3 separate regions of the Homo sapiens genome follow, and regions 1 and 3 are each linked to region 2. A link is a contact called in ENCODE Hi-C or POLR2A ChIA-PET data. All regions are on one chromosome and are shown on one strand. The core of a region is the stretch at or near the end of the contact, and the rest is flanking DNA. Distances in the headings are between cores, read along the strand shown.

The links. A loop is a pair of places that touch in the nucleus more often than their neighbours do. ChIA-PET counts read pairs that join two places held with the same protein, here RNA polymerase II (POLR2A). Pooled maps may share reads with other maps.
Region 1: a pooled map shows a loop between it and region 2 (5-fold over the local background). The contact joins the enhancer-like site here to the promoter of KARS1 in region 2. A Hi-C loop is called at or near these places in 4 of 50 pooled maps.
Region 3: a pooled map shows a loop between it and region 2 (4-fold over the local background). The contact joins the enhancer-like site here to the promoter of KARS1 in region 2. A Hi-C loop is called at or near these places in 4 of 50 pooled maps. POLR2A ChIA-PET finds 5 or more read pairs at or near these places in 2 of 52 experiments (activated B cell and activated CD4-positive, alpha-beta memory T cell).

The regions. Positions count from the first base shown.
Region 1 is chr16:75,073,902-75,076,601 of GRCh38, reverse strand. The region is part of intron 1 of ZNRF1 (zinc and ring finger 1); the gene reads right to left. Among named protein-coding and RNA genes, the nearest start is that of LDHD, 42 kb to the left of the region's middle. RefSeq lists enhancers at 686-915, 765-1,265, 1,266-1,766. Within about 2 kb of position 1,277, at least 7 of the 41 ENCODE cell types and tissues checked have a DNase peak (open chromatin) inside an H3K27ac peak, as active enhancers do.
Region 2 is chr16:75,646,216-75,648,915 of GRCh38, reverse strand. It overlaps KARS1 (lysyl-tRNA synthetase 1), which reads left to right and starts at 1,251. Exons shown (of 14, transcript NM_005548.3): 1 at 1,251-1,338. The coding sequence starts at 1,277. TERF2IP (TERF2 interacting protein) reads right to left here and starts at 1,143. Exons shown (of 3, transcript NM_018975.4): 1 at 364-1,143. The coding sequence starts at 1,033. RefSeq lists enhancers at 1-221, 19-288, 222-1,179, 1,219-1,398 and a silencer at 599-718.
Region 3 is chr16:75,107,853-75,110,552 of GRCh38, reverse strand. ZNRF1 (zinc and ring finger 1) reads right to left here. Exons shown (of 5, transcript NM_032268.5): 5 at 1-2,700. Among named protein-coding and RNA genes, the nearest start is that of LDHD, 7.6 kb to the left of the region's middle. RefSeq lists enhancers at 1,264-1,343, 1,374-1,523. Within about 2 kb of position 1,417, at least 37 of the 41 ENCODE cell types and tissues checked have a DNase peak (open chromatin) inside an H3K27ac peak, as active enhancers do.

The DNA of each region.
Region 1 (2,700 bases), core at 28-2,527, 570 kb after region 2:
CTGAATGTGCCACACTTAAATAGGATAAGCAATCAAGTCAGTCAGTCTGTCTATCCATTCATATGTATTCTAGTTATTAAGTTGTAAGGAAAATGGCAAAACAAATATAATTTCTCCCCTCAGTGAAGGGATGACCCATTAGGGAAGAGAAGAAAAGAGGAGGCCACAGAGCTCTCATTTCTTTCACATCCCGAAGTGGCTGTCTAGCGAATGTGTCCCACACACAGGCTCTTGACCTGAAACCTATGGGGATGGACATCAGCGGATCCATCAGCCTCCTGAAATAAGATGCCACATTCTAAGGGAGATTCATAGAGTTAGATGTCAAAAGTGTTTGGGCTTAGAACCCAAAAGTTCAGAACCATTTATATAACAAGAGAAAGATTATAGATAGAAGATTAAAACATATAATAGATATGTCAATAACAATCCAAATATTTGTGATTTACTTTTAGTATGGAGAAGATGGGACTCTGAAGGAAGAAGAAAACTGAATCAGGCCCTCCAGGGCTCTATATCTCATGATCAGGGTTGTTTGATATTTGCTATGGCATACAAAAGGGCCATTCAGAACAAGTTCTGTTAAGCATATTTTTCCTCTCTCCTGAGTCCACATATGTAAGCTATTCTCTACCTCACACAACGCTCTCTCAATCCCACCTACACCTGCAGCAACTGCCCCAGTTCCAATGAAGCATCTCCAATGGCCATCTTCACTTCCTCTCCCAGTTCCTCTTGAACCTGCTCCAATCTCTAAAACCATCCTTTCCACGGTTGCCAATGATCTCCACATGACAGCATCCTAACATCGATTCCTGAGCACTCAGCAGCCATGTGAGAAAGGTGACCCTCCTCCTCCACCTTTGCTGCACCTGCTGTCTGTGGCCCCCTTACAGTATAAGCCCCTTGAAGGCAGAGTCTGTTTATTTTACTGCTGTAGCCCTAGAGCCTGGCATATGATGGGCTCTTGAAAATATCTGTTGGATGAATGAACATCACACTTCACGGAAATGTGTGAAAAAGGCCCAGCTGTACAACCGGAAAGAGATAACAAATTAAGGGCAGTCAGCCTGCTGTCTGAGTCCATTCCCAGCAGAGGCTACCTTCTACCAGTCAAGGTTCCAGTAACTGCCATACCACAGCGAGGGTTAAGTAGGACAGTGAAGCGTGTGTGAGACAGAATGTCGGTTAGGAACCCACTGCGGTCATGCTGCTTCCTGCCCAACCCGCAGTTCCGATAAGGGGTGCAGAGAACGATCATGTGTGCATGTGCACAGACTGCAGGCGCCCCTGCCACCATGCTGTGGTGTGCAGTGGGCATGAAGGGAGCTACTTCGGCTGCCACCTGGGCAGGCCTTGACAGTACTGCTGGCAGGAAAAAGGTCAGCCCTTTCCCCCTATGCTAAATCAAGTCACAGACAGCTAGGACAGCCTCCAGGTTCTCATTCCTCCCACCAACAATGAAGAGTAGGAGGAGCCTCTCCATTTACTCCCTCCCACCCACCCCCACCTGGAAGTGCCCAGAGATAGGGGGGAAAAGCAGACAGCATGGTGACCTGGGCTTATGACCCCAGGCAGGGGTTGGCAAAGTACTCAACAGCCATTTCCTGGACAGTGCGAACTTTTGGGTGCTTCTGCACTCTGATACAAACATTTCCTTAATACATTTATTCAATATTTTATTATTATTACTTTTTATAGAGACAGGGCCTTGTTATGTTGCCCAGGCTGGCCTCCAAGTCCTGGCTTCAAGTGATCCTCCTGCCCAGGCCTCCTAAAGAGCTGGGATTATAGGCATGAGCCACTGCACTGGGCCTAAAAAAACCTTTATTATGGAAATTTTCAGACAAACAAAAAAATTGAATAGAGTGAGCTCCCAGGTACTCATCACCCAGCTTCAACAATGATCAAATCAGGGTCAGTCCTATCTGATTTTCCCCTGAGGTGTCCATGTCTTGGTTTGCTGCAACAACCCCAGTTCAAGCGTGTCGTCTTGGTGTAATTAATAGCTCCCTCTTTCAGTTTCAAACTTGCCTGGGATTGAATGATAAATTATATGGTCATCTGATCTTTATCCCAACTCACTCTCCCTGCACCAGATTATTTTGAAGAAAATTCCAGACACGAAATAAATCCACCCATAAATATTCACAATGTGATAGTAAAGGCTTAAATACAACTCCACACCCTTTAGACACCAACTTATGCAGCACTGTGCCCTCTCCTCTCAAGGGGCTGTTGGAAGGGTCACCCAGTAGGCTCTGTGCTACATGCTGGCATATGGAGCCTCACCGGGTGGCATGACCCCAGCTTAGGGATGGGGCTGACACACATGCAGAGAAGCCACTTATGCCGGCCTGACTCTACTGCATCGCCTCCTTCCATGGCACCACACTGCCTCCATACAGGAGGTCTAGCAACGGTCACGGACAGCAGGAGAGCAGAACAGACTAGCAGTCTGTGGCTCGTTTTACACATGCACGCGGAAGGAGCAGCACGAGTTTCAATCATTCCAAGTGAAAAAATGCAAACCTCAAACTGACCCACAGAGAATAAAATCCCAATCTTTATCTCTGCTCTCCGGGTGGTAGCACTGCAAGATTCTAGAGCCAGGCTGAAAGTTAGGGTATTTTAAGCAACCTACCTTCCTGACATTTACGAGAAAATAGCAAGAGAAAAGGGACATAATCATGTTTTCTG
Region 2 (2,700 bases), core at 2-2,501:
CATCACAGCCTGGGCGACGGAGCGAGCCCCCACTCAAAAATTAAAAAATAAAAACGACGAGAGGCCAGACGTGGTGGCTCACTCCTGTAATCCCAACACTTTGGGTGGCCGAGGCAGGAGGATCGCTTGAGCTCAGGAGTTCAGACCAGCTTAGGTAACAGAGACCCATCGCAAAAAAAGAACAATAATAAACAACAAGGGAGCGAGAAGGCAAGAAAATGGTGCAAATTTACCCGGATGTCAACAGGGGGCGGGGCCAAGCGCTGCTACCGAAGATGCCAAGATGGACGCCAGGCAGCCAGGAGAAAGATCCCAACCCCACCCGCGCAGATATCCGCGAGGCCCCGCGCTCAGCCTCCTCACCCCCGCTATCCGCGGCCTCCGGGTCCTCCTCCGCCTTCCGCTTGAGCTTCTGGGAGGAGGGGCTCACCGGCGCGTCCCCCAGCAGGTACTTATGCTCCTGGCCCCGCAGGTGCTTGAGGTAGCGGTCCTTCAGGGACTGCCACGAGTGCTGCGTGAGCGAGCTCTTCTCCATCGCTTTCCACAAGGCGTTACCGGTGACGGAGCTGGGCGAGCGGGCATTTTCCTTCACGTAGGTAAGGATGGCTACGTCGTCCGCATCCGTGAAGGCGATCCGCCCGGCGTGCCGCTGCGGCTCCGGCTCCGCGGCGCCCTCGGCCAGGGCCCCGGGCTTTGCTTCCGAGCCGGTGTCCGCCGCCGAGGCGGGGCCCAGCCGATAGGCCTCCAGCTCCAGCCTCTCGTTGCGCTCCACGCAGTCCAGGATGTACTGCGTGGAGATGAAATCACCCGAGGCCTCGGCCAGCGCCTCCCCGGGCTGGGCCAGCAGCACGGCCCCGGGCTCCTGCACTCGGCACACGGTGCCGCCGCCGTGCAGGATGAGCGTCGACAGCCGACGCTTGGCCGGGCTGGGCCGCACGTAGAAGGACATGGAGCTGCCGTCGTCCCTCACGAACAGAGTCGAGGAATGGGTGGGCCCGTTGGGGTCTTTGCCCAAATCCATCGCCTCCGCCATGTCTGACGCCGAGCACTACTAGAAGAGCTACCCCCTCGCGAGCGCCTGGCACACAGAGCTCAACTGACTGAGCTGTCACCGCAGACGCCTCTGCCGCGAAGCGCAGCACTGGGCCTGCGCAGCAGCAGCCGCGGCGCATCGAGAGTGCCCGCCCCCTCTCCCCCGGAAGAGGTGGGGCTTCGCACCTTGACCTGGAAATTAACGTACTATCCTCCTTACTTTTGGGTCGGGCCCTCCGGGAAGATGGCGGCCGTGCAGGCGGCCGAGGTGAAAGTGGATGGCAGCGAGCCGAAACTGAGCAAGAAGTGAGTGTCGCTGCGAGTCTTTAAAGCCTTTGCGGTAGGAGAGTCTGGGCTGGGAAGCGCCGCGAGGTTCCCACCAAGGCTGCTGTGCCGGGGCCTTCTTGCCGGCTCTCGTGGGTACGCACATGCTGAGACGTGGTGGCTGCGCCCTGCAGACCACGTACCCCGGGATACCCCGGGCACGCCGGCTCCCCGTTCCCAGCTGGCACCGGCGGGATGCTCCCTATCATACTCCTAGAGTTAAGAGACTGTGGAGGAGGAACTAGGACGAGAACTAAGAGTTATCAGAAAAGAAAAGCGAAACTTCCTGCTTAGCTTCATCCTCCTTTCTGAGAAATGCATTCTTTTGTTGAGCCACTCAGTAAACGTGGAAGTTGGAGAAATGTTAAATACCCTAGCTTTTCAGAAAGACCTTCAAAATTTTCTGGGCCTCACTAAGGTCATTCTGAACGTTATGTATTAAAAGGGATCAGTTCTAAAACTGTCATGCATCTACCCGTATGGGTTATTCAGTAGATACCTGTGAGTATTAAGTGATCAACGTCTAACAGTAGAGACCATCTTAATTCAGCCTGATATCTTTGTTAACCACTCCCAAATCCCTGGAGTATGTAGGTTAACATAGATAAGTCAGGATTAGCCACCCTTTAACTGGCTGTCTTATATTCTCATTAGCGTTCCCCATTTGAACCACAGAACACAGGTAATTGAGTGTTTTATCATTGCTAGGAAGATGGTACATAGTACCATTCCAGAGGCATACGAGAGGGCTTAATCCCCGTGGCGCGCACTTGTTATCCCAGCTACTCGGGAGACTGAGGCAGGAGAATCGCTTTAACCCAGGAGGCGGAGGTTGCAGTGTGCTGAAGTCGTGCCACTGCACTCCAGCCTGGGAGACTTGAGGTAGTGGTCCTTCAGGGACTGCCAGAAGTGCTGCGTGAGCGAGCCCTTCTCCATCGCTTTCCCCAAGGAGTTACTGAGACGGAGCCAGACCCTGAATGAAAAAGAAAAGAGAAATGATGTTTCTTTTTTTTTTTTTTTAAGATGGAGTCTCGCTCTGTCGCCAGGCTGGAGTGCAGTGGCGCGATCTCAGCTCACTGCAACCTTCGCTGCCAGGGTTCAAGCGATTCTCCTGCCTCAGCCTCCCGAGTAGCTGGGATTACAGGCGTGTGCCACCATGGCTGGCCAATTTTTGTATTTTTAGTAGAGACAGGGTTTCACCATGTTGGGCAGGATGGTCTCAATCTCGTTACCTTGTGATCCGCCCACCTTGGCCTCCCAAAGTGCTGGGATGACAGGCGTGAGCCTGAGCCACCACCCCTGGCCTGATGTTTCCTTTTGTGTCCCTGGCTTTGTGCTTCAAAT
Region 3 (2,700 bases), core at 168-2,667, 540 kb after region 2:
AATTACACATTTCTTGAAGGCATTCACCTATATAATCCAGCATCTATCTCCTAAGAATGAGGACATTTTCCCATGAACTGCAGTACCGTTAAATGGCTATTAGAGGAATGGTTGGTCTTTGTGAGGGTCTCACGTCCAGGAACCTCATCAAAGTGTGCTAGGCCCTTAGCAGAGAGGGTAGAACCTGCTCGCCGGCTCCCTCACCTTCTCTCCCATCCCAGAAAGGCAGAACAGGGGCAACACAGGATTCTGGAGAGCTGTCCAGATAGAGGATCACAAACATGAGCTCCACCTGGGAAACACAGACAGCCCCAATCCCACCCCCACAACAAGAGCAGGCAACCTGGGTCCAAATTCAGAGGACACCACAGCCGGCAGAGGGCTGCAGCATGCCAGGTAGGACGGAAGTCGCTGGGGGTGGGGATGAGCACCAGCCCCTAGAGCCTGGAATAGCACCCGGCGTGGGCTACAGCCCTGCCCCACCCACCTCACAGCTGCTCGGCTCACCCATGGCACTGCCAAAGCAGCAGGCTTAAGCCGCCAAGGCGGGCACATGAAGCCTCCATTTCCAGGTCCAGGGGTCAGGCAAGGAGATCTCCTTCAGGGCTGGGCCCTGCCTCGCCAGCTTTGCTGGTGGAATTAAATATAGCACAGGGAGACACAGTTGCCAGGCAGAAGCAGGAGGTGCTGTGAATAGAACAGTGCCCTTTGTGGTGACAAAGCTATGGGGAGCCTGCTGTGCATGTGCCAAGACCTGCAGGGCAGCTCCCCCAGCCCCCACAGGGACCTCTGAGCTGCATGGTTTTGTCCCCGCTTCACATGTGAAATATCTGAAGTTCAGATGAAGTCGTTTCCCCAAGATCATTCTGCCAAGTAGGAGAGCCTGAATGCACAGTCTAGAGCCCACGTTCCTGCCACCGACTCACAACAGCCCCAAGGTCTTCACCCCAGACGGGTCCCGCGCTGAGACCCAGGCTCTGAACCACCGAGTCTTCTTTAGTGTTTCTCCGCTGGCCCTGGCTCACGTTTGCCCACTGGCCTGTTGTGAATGCCCTTGCACAGAGTAGGTGCTTCTGGAAGCATCTGATGGAGGGTGACTGCGGAGCCAGGGGCCGTGGCAGCAGGGGGATGGTCCAGCACATCAGGCGGGCCTGAGAAGGGTCAGAGCAGAGAGGCGGTGGAGTCGTCTCCCTCTAGAGCTTTCCTTCGCTGGCTCTGCAGGAGGCTCTGGAATGCTGCTCCGGGAGCCCGCTGGGCACGGGGACACAGGCCAGGCCTGCACTGCTGCTCCCTGCCCCGAGCTGCCTGCCCAGCCCGCATTTTGCCAACTTTTGTGAGCCTGAGCAGTTGGTTCTGGTTCAAGGGCTCTGAGCTGGCACAGCCCCAAACCAGGGCCTCTTCCTGGGCCTCAATGAAGCATGCCCGTGAGTCAGCACTGAGACGCAAACTGAACAACAGGCAGGGCGAGTGGAACGTGGGATGGGGAGCAAAGGCTGGAAGGAGGGGGGCTGGGCCCACACCTGGAAGAACCCACATCCTTGCAGCCTCCGGTGGCTGCAACATCTTGGCCCCTGCAGATCTTTTCAGAGGTCCAGCACAATGACTCCACAGAGGGCTGACTGGTTCCATGATGCTTAAGAGGTTAGGAAGCTTGTAGGAGGCACGCCTGACTTGCCACTCCCTCCACCCAGGCCTGACTATCTGAGGACCAATTCACACACCTGGAGCCCCGAGTAGCAGCCTGAAGGAATGCTAAGGAGGTAGGTGAGGGAGTGGGGGGCAGGCCCTTGCCCCCATTTCTTGATTGTATAACACTTCATTAAAATAAAATCACGCAGTGCCATCTTTTATTAGACATTTTAATACCATATCAAAACACCTTGACTAATGAAGAAAGCTTTTCTCCCAAGCTTTGAACATTTTTTTAAACATTTTATAAGTTTTTTTTTGTATTTTAATATATAAATACAGAAACCTATCTTGCATGGGCTGATGCCACGTGTGAACATCAATGGCTAAAATGTTCTCAAACATAGTGCCTGAAAACAGGGGTAGCTGTACATATTTCTTAGTAAGTCTTTTTTTGTTTAAGTTTTCTGAAAAAAAAAATCCACGAGGGCCTAAGAATAATGTTCAGGCATTTTTGCAGGACACTTGTGATTGTTAAATCCTCTGAACTGACCGGAACCAGGAGGAAAGAAGGGAAAAGAGATGGGATCAGTAGGAAGAAAGTTCTCAATGGGTTGTTTTTTGGCAATGAAGTCAAGATATTAGGGTCTCAAGGGGAGAAAAGAGCAAAAAACCAGCCAGAAAAATAGAGGGAAAAAACCAAACAAACCCAAAGTAGAGAAGTTGGTGGTGGAGAGGGCCAGTTGGGGCAGGGGAAGAGACCGTGTGCTCGCCCGCCGTCAGAAGGCTGGCAGCGAGGCCTTAGCTGTGTTCGTCTGTCACTGAGTGGGTTATGGCTGGGCAGCAAACAGCAAGCTGTAAACATCACGAGGGAAAACACCAGTCGACACTAGACTTTTTTTTTATATAATTTTTTTTTGTAAACACTTTAAAGACAGACCCACAATGCCTTTCAAAGATGAAAAAGAAAATGCCCTTTCCCTCCTGGGCTGAGGGGTGAGGGGAAGGATAGCAGTTGATTCATTCTTCTCTCAAACTTGCTCTCATCCAATTTGGTGTCCTCAGGGAGGA